4 separate regions of the Homo sapiens genome follow, and regions 2, 3 and 4 are each linked to region 1. Evidence: chromatin contacts called from ENCODE Hi-C or POLR2A ChIA-PET data. All regions are on one chromosome and are shown on one strand. The core of a region is the stretch at or near the end of the contact, and the rest is flanking DNA. Distances in the headings are between cores, read along the strand shown. Region 1 holds the start of SUB1 (SUB1 regulator of transcription). Region 2 overlaps CAPSL (calcyphosine like). Region 3 holds the start of NADK2 (NAD kinase 2, mitochondrial). Region 4 holds the start of NIPBL (NIPBL cohesin loading factor).

Region 1 (4,997 bases), core at 1,082-3,581:
CCTGTAATCCCAAAACTTTAGGAGGCCAAAGCAGGCGGATCACCTGAGGTCAGGAGTTCGAGACCAGCCTGGCCAACATGGTGAAACCCTATCTCCACTAAAAATACAAAAATTAACAGGGCACGGTGGCACACCTGTAGTCCCAGCAATTCGGGAGACTGAGGCAGGAGAATCGCTTCAACACCGGAGGCAGAGGTTGCAGTGACACAAGGTCACATCATTGCACTCCGGCCTGGGCAACAAAGCAAGACTCCATCTCAAAAAAAAAAAAAAATCTTACACAATTCACAGCAATTCATTACATTTTACACAGATTTTTCTACTCTGGAACATAATTAAAATTTGAAGAACCTATTTATGGGAGGTGCAAAACCTATTTATGGGAGGTGCAAAACCTTCCCGCAAATTCCTACCATGCTGGTAACTTCCCAGGTCCCCCCAGAGACATAGATAACTTAGTGCCTTGCTTACAAGTGGGTGTTTACTGAGTGCCTGAGTGCAAGTTTGCAGAAAGCAAACTATCAGTAAGCCTAAGCCCCAAATTTCAAGGAATTCCAAGATACGTGGATACCTCTATTCAAGGCACTTATAACACCAGGTCATAAAACGCTGATTATCAAAATATCTTTTGCTCTCCCCATCTCAGAAGAGATTAGGTCCTATTAACCCATTTATGCCAGAGGTTGCAATTTTTTGAATTTATGCAAGCAGACCTTGGCGATGATCTTGAGCAGTAGCACATAAATAACTCCCACATGCTTAGCGTTCCAATAATGGAACACTAGGCATAAATTAGCTAATTTCTGTATGCGTTAAAGGGCCTAATAAACACATCACACACTGTATTTGTTTAATACAAGAAAAAAAGACTTAAAATTCCTCCTTAAAAAAAAATCATAAATAATCTAGCTCTCTAGATGAAACTTGCATTAGCACTGACATTGCATATGTTCCAAAATAGGAGGTCAAGGAAAAAGAAGTGGGCCACCCCAATCCTAGCCATTAAATTCAAAAAGCTCAATCTGATTTTAACTGGTAATGTCTTCAAGGGTAAATTCAGAAGGGAAAAGCAATGTTCATGACCACGTTTTATCCGTTTTTCCTGTTTCTGCTCCATTTTGCAACCTCATCTCTAAAATCAATTTAGTTAAGTTTTTTATGCTAATTAATACGACAAAAAGATATTTTTTAAAAAGGTAATTAAATTGAACATAATTTTTCACTTTGAAACTGTCGATCATAACTACCGTCTGTTATCAAAAACTGCCTGGGGGCCTAAGAATTTTTCAAAGAACCACCTGGTACTCAACCCAAAGAAGTCCACTGGAGAAGAAAGGTAACGGTAACTAAAACCAGCCTCTAAACTTTTAACAAATATATATTTACCTTAATGAGCCTGTTCCAATGTGGGGGTGGGGGGAGAAGCAGCTTGTAATTCAAGTAACTGATACTGAAACCACTATTGTAGAATTTATACAAAACGCAACTTTAAAAAGAGAAACGAAATCTTCAGCCTTTGCTGATTGAGGGAAAGATCAGAAAAAAACGAGGTGAAAATGAACCAGGACTGAAGGGCACACGACTTCGGTATAACAGGAAGGTGACAAGCACAAGACCAGGGAAGGGGTCGCGCGGCCCCAGCAAGCCGCTAGAACCCCGTGGCTAGCAGCCGCTCGGGCGAGGGGAGACAGGTTGGTCGGAGGGGGCGTGGGAGGCGGCGAAGTGCGGAGAAGACGGCGTGGGAAGGGGCGGGATTTGCACCAAGCGCCATTTTCTTCTCTCGAAGCGTTCCCTCCCCCTGCACATCAGCCGTTCTTCCCCCGGCCCCCTCCCGCCCGCATCCGCTCTCCCAGTCTCCAGAGCGCCCCGCTCAGGGCGAGGGGCGGGGGAAGAGTAGGTAACCGCACGCGCCCCACCTAGGCAGGCCGCCGCCGCATTGTCCCGGGGACGCCGCGACTCTCTCCCCGCGACTCCTCACTCCCCGGCCGCCCTCAATCTACCGCCCCGGGCCGCAGCGCCCGCCGCCTCGACTCGGCTCCCCGGGGACAGGAGTCTACCGCGGAAGGGCCCACAGCGCGTCAGGCGTGGAGTCAGAAACGGAGAAGGGGGCCGGGGACGCCGAGGGGAAGGGGGAGGTAAGGCAGAGCCGCCATTTCCCGCGGCCATTGCCGGCGAGAGGAGTGGAGGGCCGAAGGCAGCTCACGGCCCGGCTGGGAGGGTGGGGGCCCCGAGGAGTAGGGGTAGGGGGTCCCGCGCACTCACGCTTCGCTCGGCTCTAGCAGTCGAACACCCTCTTGGTCGTTCGCTCGCGACTGACAGAGAACCGGAAGTGACGGCAGCCAGGAGACGCCGGCCCCGCCGCGCTGGGGCTGCGGTCACGTGATGGGGCGTGGCCTCCCCACAGAAACCAACACTTAGACCCTTTCCAGGGCCTTAAAGGGACCGCGTCTCTTCCTAAATGGGTGACGCGAAAGTCAGATGTTGGAAGATTACATCTGACCCTTGAGAGAATGAAAGAGCTAATATCCTTCCTGTAGGAGATAGCTTAAAAAAAAATTAAAAAAAAGGAAAACGCCAATAAAACATGAGTGACAAGCGCCAAGCTTTGCGTTTGTTCAATAAATGTTTACTCTAATGAAGCGAAGGGGTCATAATGAAAAAGATCAATACTCTGGCCCATTTTCCCAGAAATGGTCTTCCTACCCCACTTCACCCACCTCAATACATGCCTCTGCCTCCTAAAATCCAAAGGAAGGAAGCTAAAGTCACAGCGTTTAATTCCAGAAAGTGCAAGAAATCTTTGGAGTACTCCTTATTCCTGTATTGAAGTCCTGGAGATGTAAGGGAGTTCACAGAAGGCAAGAGGAATCCATATACAAGCAGGAATATAGCTAAAAGATTATTTGAATATGTATTTGAATGAATACTTCCTACAGCTAAGAATCAATATAAAGGCATATCTATTAACAAAGATTTATCAAGCACCCACTACGTGTCAGACGCTGCAGGAGGCAATTTACATTACTCATCCTAACAAGCATGTTCCAAAGCAGAAATGACTGTTCTCTCCATTTTATAGACGAGGAAACCAAAGTTAACGCCCTATGGAGAGGATATTTCCTGTTACAGCTGAAGCGTGAATTGTCCTTATGTTCTCTCCCTCCAGACCCTATTTTCCTGCCTCAGGTAGAGGAATGGTATGGGATTTTACAAAGTAGAGGATGGAATCCTGTCGAAGCTCAGAATTGCACATCGGAGATGCCACAGAGGCTAAGGAAGGGCAGTGGGTTGCAGAAAGGGAGGAGTGTTTGGATCTACATATGGAGCAGTTAGACCTGTGGTTCCCACCCATCCCACCCTTATAGGAGAAGAGAGTTATATATTCCCTGCAAACATTAAAGCTGGGAGCGGAATGTGTAATGGGGTTGAGACGCAAAGAACACAGCGGATGGAATCAAAGTCTGAACACTAAACGTGAAAGCATCCCCCACACGTCCCTTTCTAGAATTACCTGACTTTTAAAGGATTAAATGCTGACAAAAATACAAACTAATCCCTTAGTTTGTTGTGAAACTCTCCATCATAATGAAATAAAAGAAGCCATGAAAATAAACACTGACATCAGGCGCGGTGGCTCACCCCTGTAATCCGAGCACTTTGGGAGGCCGAGGCGGGTGGATCGCCTGAGGTCAGGAGTTCGAGACCAGCCTGACAAATATGGTGAAACCCCGTCTCTACTAAAAACACAAAAATTAGGCGGGCGTGGTGGCGTGTGCCCAGCTACTCAGGAGGGTAAGACAGGAGAATCATATGAACCTGGGAAGTGGAGGTTGCAGTGAGCTGAAATTGTACTACTGCACTCCAGCCTGGATGACAGAGTGAAACTCCGTCTCAAAAAAAAAAAGAAAAGAAACACTGACATTATGCATTGTCATGGGACACTGCGCAGCTCCACACCTAGCTAAAGAAATGCTTAATATTCAAGGTAAACCACGTACACTTAAACTAATATGGTATCCCCTCCATCTGCAACCCTTCCTGCTTTAACAAGTTTTCATTCAGTTTCTGTGTCACTGAGGGAACCTGGGCAGTGTGCCTGCTGTAGGTTTGGGTTTCGGTTCTCTAAGCGTCGGAGGTGGAGAGCTGTTAAGGAGGTATGCATTTTTAGAAGTAGGGAGACCTGAAACTTTGCATGCAAATTTGTTGGCTCAATTTTCCTGGGTGTGGTACTTTGTAAAACTAATCGAAAATCCTTGATCCTAAGCGTTGCCCATTTTTAAAAGGTAAACATAACTCAAGAAAATAAACAAAAATAATTTTTTACATAGATGAAAGAGGAAGGAAACTTTTTTATTTTAAACAAAATAGGGGCCAGGCGTGGTGGCTTATGCCTGTAATCCCAGCATTTTGGGAGGCTGAGGCGGGTGGATCACCTGAGGTTAGGGGTTTGAGACCAGCCTGCAAACCTGATGAAACCCCGTCTCTACTAAAAATACAAAAAATTAGCCGGGCGTGGTAGCGGGCACCTGTAATGTCAGCTACTCGGGAGACTGAGGCAAGGAGAATCGCTTGAACCCAGGAGGCAGAGGTTGCAGTGAGCTGAGGCTGCACTGAGCCTAGATCACACCCATTGCACTCCAGCCTAGGCAACAAGAGCGAAACTCCGTCTCAAAAAAAAAAAAAAAAAGACAGCAGTTGCTTTCAAATAATAGAATGGGAAGGAGGTGTAATTCACATGCATTTGTACATTGTGGGGTGGGGAATAGCTCCTTTTATAGGCAAATTCCTAGAGGGCATCTTTAAAAGTGAAAGAACTCCCACTTTCCACTCCAAGCCTTGGTCTGGAAGAAGAGGGTGGCACAAAAAGGAATGTGCTGAATTTGGAGAATCTGTAGGTGTCCCAGAAAGGGAGGTAGACTGGGAAGTAGGGCTGAGAAGGGAAATAGCTCACAAACTATGAAAGGGACAGAGCTTGAGGAGGAGACTGCCAGGAAGAA
Region 2 (4,994 bases), core at 958-3,457, 3.3 Mb before region 1:
GTGATTATTGCTAACCAACAATTTACTATGATGAGGGCAAATTTACAGGAGATCAGAGAATTTGCGATTCAGGCCATTCCCAATATAAGTTGAGTCTCAGAAAACAAGCAAACACCTAGCTAAGAGTAACTGATGGCTTTTTCTGAAATGATCAAATACATTAGCTCTGACCTCTGGCTTGACGTCATCTGACTTCCAAGTGAGGTTTAATGCTTCCTTTATCTTTTGCCCATCTTGGATTCCTTCTCCATTCTCCAACAGAGCCAACTCAACTCAGGTCACCCCATCCCACTGGGGGAGTTTGGGATGGAAGGATGGGTGACGATACCAGTCTCAATCATGTATTGGTGTTTCAGTTAGGGTTTGCTTTCAATTGCAAGAAATAGGAAATCTTATTATACACTGGAATACACAAATTAGGTTTTATTTTTTATTCTACTTGATGTTCTCACTTGAGTGGCTTAAAGAGAGCAGAGCTGAAGTCTTTGTGATTTTCCTGGCCTTTCCTTCATGATCTCAAGATGGTTGCCTAACTTCAGCCAGCACATCTGAGTTTCAGGCAGCAGGACAAAGGAGGGAGAAGGAGGGAACGAGAAAGGGCTGGAGCCTGCATCAGGAAAGCAAAGGCTTCCCTAGAAATTCATGTCAAATTTCCTTTGTATCTTATTGGTGAGAACTCTATTACTTGGCCATCCCAAGCTGAAGCTGCAGAGGAGTCTGGGAAAGTGAGTTTTGAGTTTTTCAACTTCTGTGGGAGAGAAAAGCTAGGGATAGGATTATTACAGTGGATGTGGAGGGAGTCTCATTCAATGGCTGTCATCCCTGGCCAACAAACAGACAATAGAAACAATAACAAACTAAAAATATCGGGAGTTTGATAATTTTTAATTAAAAAATAATTAGCTGTAAAAAATGTTCCTCAAACTGTCATGGTAAAGTGCACCGTCAAAATGGCTCAGGGTCTCGTGGGTAACTCTTTTAGTTTACTTGCTATTTGCTGTAAAATGATCCACTTACTTTGTTGGAGTATTTCACCAGCCTGCAACTTTTTGAGGACTGAGACTTTATCTTAATTATCTTTGATATTCCCAGTTAAATTACTGTAGTGTGCACAACAATTAACTGGGATGTTTAGATTTTTAAGAAGTAAATTCCACAACCACCTGCTTCAGAGATTCTGATTTAGCAGGTGTGGGGTACAGCCTGTGGGCCTAGGCTTATGACAGACACCCCAGGTTGTCCTGATGCAGGTGGTGTGGACCCACACTGATAAACATTTCCCTGGAACCTCACACAACATGAGAAAGATAGAAAGAGGGCAATAATGATGTGTGAAACTTAATGTAATCCCTTAATGAGGGAATTGAAAAGCAGAGGCTGAGGAATCCAAAGGAGGAGAGGAATAAAGAAGTTCAACAAAGGGGGATGCTAATGGTATCCTAATTTTGACAGAGGCTCTATGCATGTATTGTAGATGTGTATTTACAGTTCAACTATGAGCTGAGTTCAAATGCCTTTCTTTCTACTGCCCTTCCTTATGTTTTTAGTGGGAAGGGGTGGTATGAAAGACAACTGTGGATCCAGTGACTTTTCTTTTCTGGTCACTTATAATTTCAATAGGACCAGTGGGTCAGTCATCTCTTATGATTCTTGGAAGGCATAGGTATGTCCCCAACCGATCATGTCAACCAACATGATTAAATTAGAGTGTACATATTATCTAGACCTGTTAAAAATAAGACTAATAACTGTCTTTTCTCCTTCCCCAAAGGAAAGTAATATAAAATCCCCACACAGATAAACACATTAGTCAATATTTCAAAGAGATGGTCATGGGTGTAGAGTGGAGAGAAGCCAGGATGGGTGGGAGGCATGAAGCAGGGGTAAGCTTTTTATTCACCCTGGGCCTTGAATGAGTTATTTATGTGTTAGAAAAGCATGCAACCCGGGAGCGTTTAACTAGAAATCTGTTTCTTCACCCACAGGAGAGAACTCCATTTTTGGAAAGGGAAAACATCACTTACCCTGACACAAGGACATGACATGTTGTTTCTGACGTGTCACAGAAAGACAGAAATAACTACAGTTGCAGAGCACTTCCTTCTTACTCTGAGTTTCAGTCTCCCTTACCTGAACCGACGGGCTCCCACCCTTAGACAAAAGATGACAACCTATGCGTCACTTTCCATTTAGGTTGGCTTAGAAACTTTCAAGACTTTCTTTCTCTCTTCCTAGGTGCTGTTCTCACACCATCCTCAGCTTCACTTGTTCTTTTGTTTTAGATCAGTTCCTCAGCCATGATCACATACACAAAGAAATCCTCTATTTCCCTTCTATTTACAGGTGCACAAGGTGGGCGCCCATTGACAGAGTGAGAAGCAAAGTTTCGTTTTTGTTTCTAACTTTTCCACTGCAGGTGACCCCTGAGGAGTTCATGAACTACTATGCAGGTGTGAGCGCATCCATTGACACTGATGTGTACTTCATCATCATGATGAGAACCGCCTGGAAGCTTTAAGCACATGACCTGGGGACCAGGCCCTGGGACAGCCATGTGGCTCCAAATGACTAAATGTCAGCTCAAAAACCAGAATCGTATTTGATTTCACACTCATCCTAATGTTTTTTTCTGTGTCAAAATATTGCATTTTCTGGGGCCAAAAAACAGGCAGAAATAAAAGACATTGAGTAGCCAACTGTGAGTTTGCCTTGCCTAAGACTGTTTCCTTTGTTCTAAAATAGGACTTAAATAAAATGAGCTCTGTAAAGCTCCTAGTGCTGTGCTGATACATGCAGGTGTCTAATCAACTTTAGGTTTTATCCCTTGGCCATTAATGAAAGCTTGAGTATTTTAATTAAAACCCTCACCCATGCACCCATAGTTTTTCTTCACCTCCTTTTAGATGATCCTTTTCTAGGTGAGATGATAATATATCTCTTTTTATGACTGATTGTAAGTCTTTAAGTGTTTCAGTCTCATTTGGGGACCAGAAGAAGACCACGTGTTAGCCTCAATTTCTACAAGCAAATCTTGAGTTTCACTGCTTAGGGTTTAGGGAAGCCGCAGTTTGACAAATAGATTCAAAATGATTTATTTAATAGTCATTTTAAAGACTGGTGTGAGTGAGGAGGCTATTTCTTTGAGCAGTAGATCCACGCCTGTTCATGGTACTCCTGTGGCTGAAGTTTTGAAACTGGGCTGGGCGCTCAGATTTTATCTGGGACATCTTGCGCTGTGTGTGGGCAGGCTATTCCAGAAAGCCTTCACCTGGTGGAATGTTTATCTCTCCCCTCTCTGCTTTCTGCCAATTGTGTTGAAATTCCCACCAGCAAGGGCTGGGTGCAGTGGCTCACGCCTGCAATCCCAGTACTTTGGGAGGCTGAGGTGGGTGGATCACCTGAGGTCAGGAGTTCAAGGCCAGCCTGTCCAACATGGTGAAAACCCTGTCTCTACTAAAAATAAAAAAATTAGCTGGGCATGGTGGCACATGCCTGTAATCTCAGCTACTCCAGAGGCTGAGACATGAGAATTGCTTGAACCCGGGAGGCAGAGGCTGCAATGAGCTCAGATCATGCCACTGCACTGCACTCCAGCCTAGAGCAAGACTCTGTCTCAAACAAACAAACAAACAAACAAAAATTCCCACCAGCACAAGGAGGTTGGGTGTGACACGGACTAGGATTTCAATAATATTCCAAAGCAGGTTTTCCATCTTGATGCTTCATGGCTTAACACCTCCTCCTCCCAGCACTAAGCTTTGGCTTCATATCGTTGATGTGTAGGACTCTGCCCATGAAAGGCTACTAGAAGCAAAGATAGCCCAGAGGCTGGAAAATAGATAAGAAAACTACAGCTCTCCTTCTGTGTCTTCTGTATCTAGGGCCAGAGATAAAAGCACAGTGACCAGCCTCTGGTTATGGTGCTGGAGACAATGCCCACCCACCTTGCTGCTGGGTGAAATACCTCCTTTTGACTCTGTCCTTAGCTGCACTCATCCCCCAGTTTGCAGACAGGATTGGGTTAATAGTCTTCTTTAAGATCTTATATACTTAATTGGCTCTGGATTTAGGGATTGAACACACTTGCCATATTTTGTATCAATTCACTGTTTAGGTTTTATTTCATACGCTTGGAAGTTGAGATTCGGATATGTATTAATTTAAAACATGTGAAAACCAGTGCTGCTACATAGGCATTATAGTAGTTATTAAGTAACTTGTTGAGATGCTCAACTTTTTCTTGAGGATGGTGTATCCCCGTATTACCAGAAACTAGTTTTGTTTTTGTTTTTGTTTTTTTACTTAATTGCACAATTGCACAAGTTTGATTTTGTATTGGATTTATTATCTCTGCTCATATAGAGGTTGGTTAGGCCAAAGATACCAAGTGTTATGAAGAAATATGTAGACTTATGTAGAAAACCAGAAGAAATTGTGAAGAAATGTATAGAAAAAAATCCATATATTTTTGCAGCCTGTGCCTTGTAGACTGTGGCTAAGGAGAGGTCCCCTATTTCCTGGGGATGATGGGTTTCAAGGCTTTTGCTCTAGAAAGATTCTTGTCTTTGATTCTGGGTATGACTCATGCCTCAGCTTAACTGAGGCTATAGAGTGAGCATGTGATTCTGAGCAAGGACCAGGTTGCAGCTATCAGCTTAGTCTTCTCCAGTGATACTTTGCTTCCTGTCAAATGGGGGCACAGGGCACAGCTATCCAATTTCAGATAACCCATACTTCATAGTGTATTTGGTCACATTTAGTTGCTTCTCTTCTAGCGGTTTGGGTTCTGGGCCCATGAGCAAGGTTCCACCAAGGCCCTTTCACCCTCTGGAAACAAAATCTGCTAATAACCTAATGGTCAAGGGTCACTGCACTCCAATTCTCATTCTCCTTTATGGCTTCTGGCACAGTCACGAATTATGCATTATTTAGCTCTACTCCTTCTAGTAGGAGTGGGAGGAAAAGAGAAGAGACATTTAAAGAAATCATTTGCT
Region 3 (4,846 bases), core at 670-3,169, 3.7 Mb before region 1:
CAGGGATGTGGCAATGATGAACAGACTACTCTTTCGAGAATCAGCTGTAAAGGTAAGGCAGGCAATATGTAAAAACAAAGGCTTAGAGGTTGTTTTGTTTTTTTAGAAAAATTTTAAAGATGTCATAGACATGAGCATATTTAAATACTGAAGAGGCAAACTCATTTGGGAGGGAAAATTCAAGATACCTGTGAGAGGATGCCTTCAGAAACACTATTTTTGAGGAGGTGGAAGATGAGACGCAAAATAACTATGGACAAAGGGCTATTCCAACTGAGATGTCAATGTATATGTTTGCAGCTGAAATGAGAGTCAAAAATCTGGGTTTTTATCTGTGAAATGGGAAGAAATGAGGTCCGAGATTTCAAATATGAGCAACAAAACTCAGACTTTGATCCCAAACAGTTTCTCCCTACGCATTTTTTTTTCTCTATCGAATGGATCAATTAACATTCCCCTGTTCACCCTGGCCTCAAACCTAAGCGTCATCTGTGATTTCTCCCTTTTTTTTTTCCTTCCTAATGCTAATGAAGTTTAAAATAGTAAGACTACAAAGGAGTCTGAGGATAGTTATAGATGTTACCTCTAGAAGCTCAGGTTATTAAGGTTGTTACACTACACGTCACTATTAGCAGCTGCTGTGAGGGAAAGTTCTTGGTGAGAACGGGTCAGTGGTAGAACTTTACCAAGTAAACACCTATCGGGCTTCATTGTGTATGCTCCCAGTCCAATACACTACCTGGCACACAGCAGGCACACCGCGGGAACCCACGAATGAACGCTGGTGCTGGTGGGCCCGTGAGGAGAGTCATAGATTCACTGAATCGATTTGGACTTGGTAGAACCTTGGGGTCACCCTAACCCCCTTTTTACAGATGAGGAATCTGAGGCCCAGAAAGATGAGGTAACCTGCCCAAAGTCCAGAAGCGACGTAGCGCCAGGACTACAAAGGAGCAAACACAGTGCCAGGGGAAGGGGATCTAAGGAGCTGCGGAATTGAACAGCAGGATGTGCACTGCCATGTGGTTCTCCCCTTACAATGGGACGTTTCCTTCTGTTCTCGTCACACCCCAGCCCAGGTCCTGATCACTCCACGGGTCATTATCCCAACAGCATCCCTTCCTCCTCTTCTTGCCTCCCAAGCTACCCAAGATTCCAAAGCCAGATCAATAGTCATCAAACATTGCTTTAACTCACTCCTTTCCAGTTAAAAGCTTTCAAAGAACTAATTCATTTGGACTTTGTCCTATAGGTAGGGCTCTTCGGGGGGGCAGGGGGCAGCGGGGCGGGCACTGGGTCCCACGCCGAGAGGATTTCGTGCCAAGCCACGCACACGGTGCAGCAGGAGCCGGGTCCGCCTCCTCAGCCCCCAGCCCGGCCCCAGACACACCAGCTATCACACCGACCCTGGTCAAATAAACCAATGGGCACGTGGTCGGCCTGCAGAACAGAACCCAAGCGAGCATATGCCAGGAACCTGCCTTCCCGCCAGCCGCTCAAAACCCCACCCGCTGGCCCCGCGCCGCCTCAGACCGGATCCAGCTGGATTCCTCAGGGCGACGCAATCGCCTAACAGAATTCTACCTCTTTCTCAGGCCGCAGCCAATGGCGCGGCCCCTCGGATCCGGAGCCGCCGCGGGCTCTGATTGGCCGATAGAGTTAGCCTGGGGGCGGGAGAAGAGCGACCTCGGGGAAGCGTGTGGTGCGGGGAGGTCGCCCCCGGGCGGCGAAGCAGCCATTATGCAGGCGTGAGTGAAACGAATAAACAAACAAACAAAACCCACTAGCTGGGGCCTCCATTTCTTCCCCGCCCACCTTTCTCCCGCGTGGGGTCTCCCGTTTCCCAATCGCCACGCTTTCCCCGCCTTCGTCAACGCCTGGGTACGTCCCCCTAGCCGCGTGGGCCACGCACGTCCTGGCACTTAACCTCTGCCCGTCCGGCGCGAAGTTAGAGGCCCGGGCGGCGCGGACGGCGCGCACTCCCGGCGGTAGGGAGCTGAGGCAAGGGGCCCGAGCCCAAGCCCGCGGCCGCGGCCCGGCCCACGATGACTTGCTACCGAGGCTTCTTGCTGGGCAGCTGTTGTCGCGTGGCGGGCGGCCGGGCGGCGGCGCTGCGGGGACCGGGTGCGGGAGGCCCCGCCGCGCGGCCCCGGCTGGGCGGTGACGGTGGCGGCCGGCGGCACCTGGGGCAGGGGCAGCCGCGCGAGCTGGCGGGCTGTGGCAGCCGCGCGGACGGCGGCTTCCGCCCCTCCCGGGTGGTGGTGGTGGCCAAAACCACCCGGTACGAGTTCGAGCAGCAGCGGTACCGTTACGCGGAGCTCTCGGAGGAGGACCTGAAGCAGCTGGTGGGTCCTGGCTCGGCCCCGCTTCGCTCCCGGGCTCGGCCGGGGCTCTGGTGGCGGCTGCGCCCCCTCGGGGGGACCTCTCGGGACGACTCTTCCCAGGGCACCGCAGATGCCGGTCCTGCCTCTCTCGCGGCCCCCAGGTCCTCTGGCTTCTCCCTGGGCCTCCTTTGCCTTTGGGCGTGTGTGCGAGGGAGAGGCAGGGCCGGGGAGAGGGGGAGAGAGAGGGACAGTGGTTCATGCAGGGACTTAGGAGGCAGGGGCGCCGCGGGGAGGGCGAAGAGGGGCTGCCGAGTGGCCTCAGAGTGAGGGGTTTGAGGATTCGTTGGTGCCCTCGCCGCCCCCGCCCTCGTTCCCTGGTTGGGACCCACTCCAAGAAAGTGAGCCAGTGGCCTGAGGTCTGGACGCCCTGCGAACAGCTCCCCTGGCCGCCGCGAGAAAGGGGGCCCAGGGCGCCGCTGAGGGCTGCCGGGGGAAAAGGGCCGAAACAACCGCGGACACACCCCCTTTTACTCTGCAGGACTGCGAGGCCTAGGGCACTCCGGAAAGTCCTTCAGCGTGAGCCTTTTCCTTGCTGGAACGTGGTCGTTGGACACTACGAGCTTGTTTTAAAAGCACAGGTCTTTGGTGCTAAGAAGGAAAAGGGAGAAAATTTGACTTGTATATGTACGTTATTAAGGAGAAATGTCAGGACAAGGGGCTGGTATACTGGGTAGTGTGTGAAATAAAAAAGCCTGCGACTCTTGTGCAGCAGTATCTCCACAATATACCATATTTGATATGTTTATTAATATATCTGCAAAGATACAAATCCAAGGGAAAAACCAGAGTTTGAATCTTCCTGTTGTCATCCCCCCCCACCAACTTTAAAAACAGTTTCTGATCCCATACCACCATCCACCAACTTTAGGAAAAGGAGAGTGCCCGGTGCTACCATGAGCAGTATGTCCAGAAAAATATATTGGAAATCTCTTAATTGTTGGCACTGTGCACCAAAAGGTTTTGGAATTAATTGCACATAACTGATTTAGTTTAATTCTGTGCAAGACTAGACAACCTGTTGGAAACTTCTGGTATCGTGTGATCTTAGCGAAGTTATTTTGTAGAGGCATCAAAATGAAATTGTAAATCATCTTTGCTTAAGTGCTGAATCTGTTGTCAACATTAAACATCCTGCTTCTTTGTTGGGTTTACTGAAGAGGGCTCCTGCATTCACCTGATGGGAGTCTAGATGTGTAGATTTGTTTTCTTTTTCCTAAGTGTTTGAAAATGACTGTTTATAGAATACACTTGCATCATTTAAAGAATAAAGGGTTTGAACAGGAGGTTAGAGTAGTTGAGTTTGTATTAGGGAGTGAAACTAGAGGTGAGATAGGGACTAGTAATGTTCTAAGAAAGCACAGTGTTACTATTTGGGGAAAGTGGTGTGCCCTTTGGGTTGTACTAATTTTGCAAAGTCTAGCTTGTAGGATTTGTCAAATGCCATGTATGCATAAATATGTGCATACAGTTTTATCGAAGCTTCCCACAACAATTTAAAATAGCTCACTTGGCATGTTCAGAGTGTGGGATTAAGAGTGAAGAGCTCAGTTCTAGGCCCTGGTTCTGTGTGGTTAACTTCCTATGTGTGTTCTTCTCTGGGCCTCATAGGTGGAAATGATACTTTTTGTATAGTAGTGTCAGTTTTCAAAGTGCTTCACCTAATTCAGTATGTGAATTGCAGAGGTAGTACCAGATAGCCTCCAAGGCCCTTTACAGTACTGGCATTTTGAAACTGTGGATAACGTTTTCAAGGCCTCAAGAAAATGGGTGGCATCTCAGTTAGGATTAACTCTTGGACCTCTGAACTAGATTACCACTTAATAAAAAAACTTTTAAAATGTAGGGAAAATCAATAAGTCTTAAAAAGTCAAACTACCTAAGTGTACCCGTTCTGAGTGGAGAAATCTCTAATAGGTAAATATTTGTCTATTGCTAGGTAATGCTGTTTGGGATAAGCCAGCTTTGAAGTAAAACTCGTGGGCTGTAGAATACACAGTTTTGTAATTGCCAGGCAGTGGAATAGTTTTTGTTGGTGGTGTTGTCATTACAGTTTTATTGGATAAGTTCCTTACTGATTTGAATTTGTGTTATAGTTTATATAAAGGCCCATACTCAGAATGCAATAGCATTAGTTGTAGACCAGATGAGAGATTATTAACAGGCCAAAGAATACTGGGCTGTGTGAAGCTGTCCTAAAATGGGATTCTGTAATAGGAGTGATAAGATGATAAGTATTATTTGTTATATTGCTGGGGTAGAAAATACTAAGTTATGTGAATCATGTGAATTGGATGGATATAAAAGAAAGTGGCCAAGTGCTTGAGTCTCACCATGGCTGCTGTGTCTATAGTGTCATGGTAACTTGGTTTTTTGTCAAAGCATTCTCTTTTGTTGTCGTGGTGGTGGTTTTTTGATGTAAAACAGGTCTGTTTTAGGCTATTTGTTAAAATGCAAATGGAAGA
Region 4 (4,907 bases), core at 1,423-3,922, 4.3 Mb before region 1:
ATTTTTAAATTTAAAGAAATGTTTATGCTATCATAATGAAAGCTATCACACAACCTATATTACTCACAAATTACTAAATATGTAGAATTGGGAAAATAAGTTGGGAAGAACTAATTCACTATAACAATTCCAAAGTCTCAGGAAAAAAAAGAATCAATCACATAAACCCATCTCTAACACACTTATTCAAACATCTGCATAAGACAACCTCTAAAAATAAGTTGCTTCAGTTCGTGAAAATTAAGCAAGCACAACTCCTCTATTATCTTTAGTAAAAATATGTTTATCCCTTGAAATAAAAGTTGTAGAGACAATCACAGGAATATATGAAGGCCTTTTAAACATTTATAATGAAGCCCTTACCACCTCCATCCCCAAAAAAACAAACCCTCTGCTTTCTTAAGATGTGAAGTATTCCTCCCGTCTGCATTCCCTCCCTGGCATGCCCCCCACTCGCACACCCCCCCACCCGCAGTAGGCCTGAGGCCCCGTAGCAAACAGTGTCTAACAGGAGCAGGCAGCACAAAGACAGGAATGGGAGATTAGTGGGAGGGAGGGAGGCCGGGATTGGGGCTCAGCAGGAGCTTCAGGCTTTTTAAAATTCAAACTGCTCCCTGACCAATACAAATCACGGACACGCTACTGACTACTACACGGATTTATAGCATTAAAAACATGCCTAGTACGTGACAGCTATATTAACTTCATTCTTTTAAACATTTATCCGTACGTTTGCAGGAAATGTGAAACAATTTATTGTAATCAGGACGCTAAACTCAAAAATAACCTCCACAAAATAACTTATTCTACAGTGACAATAATTTAATGACACAAAAAATATGAACCAATGTAACAAACACTAGTAAAACAAGGGATTTCGCTGAGCAGTGCTGCTTCATTTTAACCAATGAAAGTTTTCCTTCAGCGAATATGAAACAAAATATCAAAACGTGTAACCCAGGTACACTTTTCTAGCAATTTGCCTGACTGAGGAATTTTAAATTGGTGTTTCCCCCTTATACCAACCTACATTATGAACGCCTCCATAAACAAGCTCGAAACACTTAACTTACTCATGAACTAGAACTTGTCAAGTTAGAACTGATATTTTTCTCCAGCATTTACAGATACATTTAACCTATTAAAATGACACCTCTCTCATTACACAGTCAAACATCATGGCACAAACAGCCAATGACAATCCTGGGACCTCAAGAAGAACTGCCCTGACATAAAAGGATGGCACCTTCTACAATTTTTTAACCTCCCAAGGATTTTAAGTATAACTTAATTTCTTTTTTGGAAAAAGAAAAGAAAAGTGGTTTTACCCGTATCTCAGCACAATTCTCAGAACACTTAAAATTCTTTGTATGCTCCTACACGTTTTGGTCAGGAAGTACCTGAGTGTTTTACGTATAGTCGCTTAAAACTGCCCTTACATAACGCATACAAATAGAAAGTGGCAGAGTAAACCTGTCAAGTACTTTATACTTGTCTTTGAATAAAAAGTCCATGTGCAACAACACACTGTCAAAACAACAAGATAAAAGCTCTTGGGGAGGGGGAGATGTGCAGTGTCTACCACAGTATGTTTTTCTGTATTAAATATTCATGTGGACGATTTAATTCTTTAAAAAAGAAAATGAGTCTTTATGAACTTTCCAACGTCCAAACAAGTTTTAGAAAGAGAAAGAATTACCACTGGATCCGCGTCTGAGTATTTACGTTTGTCTCACTAACTGAAACTACTTCCTCCCTTCATGGGGTCACAGGGGGAAGAAGGGAGGTTGTTTGTTTCACTGGGACGTTCCCCACTCCCGGACCGGGAAAGTTGTAAATATGGGGACGATCAGGGCACATTTGCTGTTAGTTGTATTGTTTCCGCCTCCCCACTAGCTACGGCTCCACTCCCGGGCGAGGCCTGTCACCGACCAGCAGTCGCTCCGCTCAGCCCGGAGCTCTCCTAATCCCCGAGCTCAAGTAGATTCCGCTGGCCCGCGGCCTGCACTCTCCGCCGGGCCTACGCCTCCCCGGCCGCCCAGCAGGAGCCCAGTCCCCGCCACCGGAGCCGGCCGGGAGAGGGTACAAAACCACCGCTACCCAAGGCGGCTGCCACCAGAGAGGAGCGAACTCTAGACTCGCCTGTGGAAGAGACCTGGGGCCGCTAAGGAAACGGCGGGGAGGGGAGCGAGGAGGAGAGACGCTGAGGACCTGGCGCCGGCGCCGCCGCCGCCGCCGCCGAAATAAAGAGCAGGAATTTACCTGGGCGAATCGGCGTCTGAATCCAAGGGGAGGCCGAGGCCGCTGTGGCGAGAGACTATAATCCGGGCCGGGAGGGGGGGTGGCTACGGCTCCTCTTCCGTCTCCTCAGTGCGGGGAACATGTAGAGCCGGGGGGAGACCAGCCGAGAAGACAAATCGTTGCTTCTTCTTCCTCCTCCTCCTCCTTCTCCCACATAGAAACACTCACAAACACCCGACCACGGGCCCGAGCTACCGGGGGGGCATCGCCGCGGGCCCGGGAACCAATTCTCCTGTCGGCGGGGGCGTCCCTCCCTGCGGCTTGGTGGTGTCGGGTGAGTCGGTACCGACGGAGGGAGGGGGGGGAGGGCGGGGGGAAGGAGCCCTGTGTGTGTCTCTCTCTCGTTCCGTCTCTCCCTCTCAGAACAAAATGCCGACCGGAAGTGCAGCTGCAGGAATGACTCCCTCCGCCGGCGCCAAACACTAACAACCACCCCCTCTTCCCCACTCCACTTCCGCCACCGCCGCAGCCGCCGCTGCCGCCACTTGGGCTCGCGTCCTCGGCCGCGCCGCGCGGCACCCGGGCCCAGCAGCCGGGAGGCGGCAGCTCTCCTCTACGCCCGTCCCCTCAGGGCGGCTGTGGATGTTGCCAGTATTGTCGATGCTTCAGAGCGACGTTTGCCCTGCGACACAGGCGGGCCGGCTCTCCTCTGTCTTTATTTTCCTGGAGGCCGACAGGAGCGGGGCCCGAGTTCGGTGGTGGTCGTGAGCGTGGGGGGCACTCAGGCCCGGACGGGCTCTCAGGTCGCCGACGGCGGCGGCTGGAGGCCGCGCTGGCTGTCCCAGGTCGTCGTTAGCTTTAGGGAGCCGATCTCCGGGCGGCCCCACAGAGGACGCCCGCGATTCGATGGCGATGATGCCCGTTTTAAATGGTGTCCCTGCAGCCGGGTGGATGGATGGATCGTACACCTTGCCTTTTGAGAGCCGGGACCTTACGCCCGACTGCGTGTTATTTCTGCGAATAAGAACGCAACCTTTGGAGGTGAAGACGACTGTCGGCTGGATTGAATTGGAATCGTGTTTGTGATGATGCGTTTATTTCTGGAAATACGCGGTCTCCGCTGCTTTTGCTTTTTGTCGGCAGAGGTTTGGGTTCTTCTCTAACGGTCAGGATAAAGGCCTGTAGGCGACGCTGCGCGAGCGAGAAGCTCGCCCGCGGCTGCCCGGGCGCCCCCCTCTAGGTGTGGGTGGAGCCGAGCGCGCGGGGAGAACCGCCGGCCCCGACTCAGCCACCGGTGACTGCGGGCGACCCGCGGGCCTGCGGCCAGCTGATTTCAAACATCGTTTTCCTCTTTAGGTTCGGAAAACTGAGGCGCTGGACAAGGCTGGAATACAATATGTGATTATACGTACAGTACTATGGTTGTTGTAGTTTTTAAATTGTAAAACAAGAAGTAACCATTGTTCCACCGTTCTCTATTAAGTTTGTGTAAATTAAAAAGGGGCTATTTTCGGTAAAAAGTGCAGTAGGTAAGCGGAATTTTACTCAACCGGGACGAAATTCGTGTTATATGAATTGTATTGTGTATTTGTGTGTGTACCAGTGCGCTAAAAGTAAGTAGGAAAACTTGCTTAGATTATTCCTTTTGCCTCAGGCCACTCAGGGGGCCAAGATCCTGTCACTCCTTTTCTCTAGGCCCTGCGAATGGCTTCCCGTCTTGAGGGGAGTGAGCCAAAGCCTTGACTGCGGCAGAAGTCCCCGCGCGCCGTTGAGGGTGGGGGCGGGCCTGCCCTGGCATCCTTGCGAGTAGGACTCTTCCCTGAGCGTCGTCCACAGGGCTTGCTCCTTCACCTTCAGGATTTTGCTCGTGTCACTCGGTGCTTCCGCGGCTACTTTTAAACTGAAAGTTCCCTAGCCCCCTTCTCATTTTATCCTTTGGACAGTCTACATATCCATACTTGTTTATCTTCTTATCTCTCCTTCCCCAGTGCAATGTAAGCTCTAAGAGGACAAGAGGTTGTGTTTTTCTGCACTGGTGTTACGGCCCCCGCCTAGAATGCCACACAGTAGATGCGTAGTATGTGGTTAAGGAATGAATGCGATTATAAGGGCCTTGATGCTCCCCCATTTCTGTCTTTAATATGTACTTATATGCTACAGAGAGCTTTATAAAAGATTTAAAACACGTTTATTACAGAATTCTATAAAAATATATTGCTTCTAAACATTGGAAAGCCCTCCACAACACCAGAAACCCACAAATGAGGGATAAAATTTGTTTTTAGGCTTCTGTAAATGAGCATGCCCGAGGACAGTGCATCAAATGATCATATCCATACTGGGCCGATTATGTTTGCTCTTCTGAGTCTCAAACTGCATTCTTCATCTTGTCGTCCTCTGTCTTTCAAAATACATTAAAAGTGAGAATTTGGTTGGCTCAGAGCAAATCCAGCACTATTGGAAAAGTTCATTCAGCAAGTATTTATTGGGCACAAATGGGTACCAGGCACGCTAATTCAAAAGGTGTGTGTTTCTGAGGCTAGAAGGCCTTACATAAAGGACCACATGTGGCTACTTTGGTTGCTACTCAATTATGCTGTCAAGCAAAGCAAATGCTAGTGAAATTTATTTTTAGTTTTCTTCTGAAGAAAAGGTTCAATGAAAGC

What was found. Hi-C counts contacts between places; a loop is a spot of excess contacts on that map. ChIA-PET counts read pairs that join two places held with the same protein, here RNA polymerase II (POLR2A). Pooled maps may share reads with other maps.
Region 2: a map with no recorded cell type shows a loop between it and region 1 (11-fold over the local background). The contact joins the enhancer-like site here to the promoter of SUB1 in region 1. A Hi-C loop is called at or near these places in 3 of 37 single-sample maps with no recorded cell type and 2 of 50 pooled maps. POLR2A ChIA-PET finds 5 or more read pairs at or near these places in 1 of 52 experiments (OCI-LY7).
Region 3: a map of CD8-positive, alpha-beta T cell shows a loop between it and region 1 (15-fold over the local background). The contact joins the promoter of NADK2 here to the promoter of SUB1 in region 1. A Hi-C loop is called at or near these places in 3 of 168 maps with a recorded cell type or tissue (CD8-positive, alpha-beta T cell and naive thymus-derived CD4-positive, alpha-beta T cell) and 10 of 50 pooled maps.
Region 4: a map of CD8-positive, alpha-beta T cell shows a loop between it and region 1 (7-fold over the local background). The contact joins the promoter of NIPBL here to the promoter of SUB1 in region 1. A Hi-C loop is called at or near these places in 5 of 168 maps with a recorded cell type or tissue (B cell, CD4-positive, alpha-beta memory T cell, CD8-positive, alpha-beta T cell and 1 more), 1 of 37 single-sample maps with no recorded cell type and 12 of 50 pooled maps. POLR2A ChIA-PET finds 5 or more read pairs at or near these places in 1 of 52 experiments (T-cell).

What each region holds. Positions count from the first base shown.
Region 1 is chr5:32,582,891-32,587,887 of GRCh38, reverse strand. SUB1 (SUB1 regulator of transcription) reads right to left here and starts at 2,331. Exons shown (of 5, transcript NM_006713.4): 1 at 2,263-2,331. RefSeq lists silencers at 1,748-2,017, 2,058-2,157.
Region 2 is chr5:35,902,069-35,907,062 of GRCh38, reverse strand. CAPSL (calcyphosine like) reads left to right here. Exons shown (of 5, transcript NM_001042625.2): 5 at 2,417-2,775. The coding sequence ends at 2,518. Among named protein-coding and RNA genes, the nearest start is that of CAPSL, 34 kb to the left of the region's middle. RefSeq lists an enhancer at 2,369-2,468. Within about 2 kb of position 2,207, at least 2 of the 41 ENCODE cell types and tissues checked have a DNase peak (open chromatin) inside an H3K27ac peak, as active enhancers do; they include OCI-LY7, where a contact is called at or near this core.
Region 3 is chr5:36,238,998-36,243,843 of GRCh38, reverse strand. NADK2 (NAD kinase 2, mitochondrial) reads left to right here and starts at 1,919. Exons shown (of 12, transcript NM_001085411.3): 1 at 1,919-2,345. The coding sequence starts at 2,046. It overlaps LOC124900962 (a long non-coding RNA gene), which reads right to left and starts at 1,942. Exons shown (of 3, transcript XR_007058733.1): 1 at 1,816-1,942. RefSeq lists enhancers at 1,395-1,594, 2,945-3,014 and a silencer at 1,835-2,854.
Region 4 is chr5:36,874,534-36,879,440 of GRCh38, reverse strand. NIPBL (NIPBL cohesin loading factor) reads right to left here and starts at 2,672. Exons shown (of 47, transcript NM_133433.4): 1 at 2,263-2,672. It overlaps NIPBL-DT (NIPBL divergent transcript), which reads left to right and starts at 2,747. Exons shown (of 1, transcript NR_046262.1): 1 at 2,747-4,907. RefSeq lists silencers at 2,047-2,166, 2,807-2,916 and an enhancer at 3,327-3,376.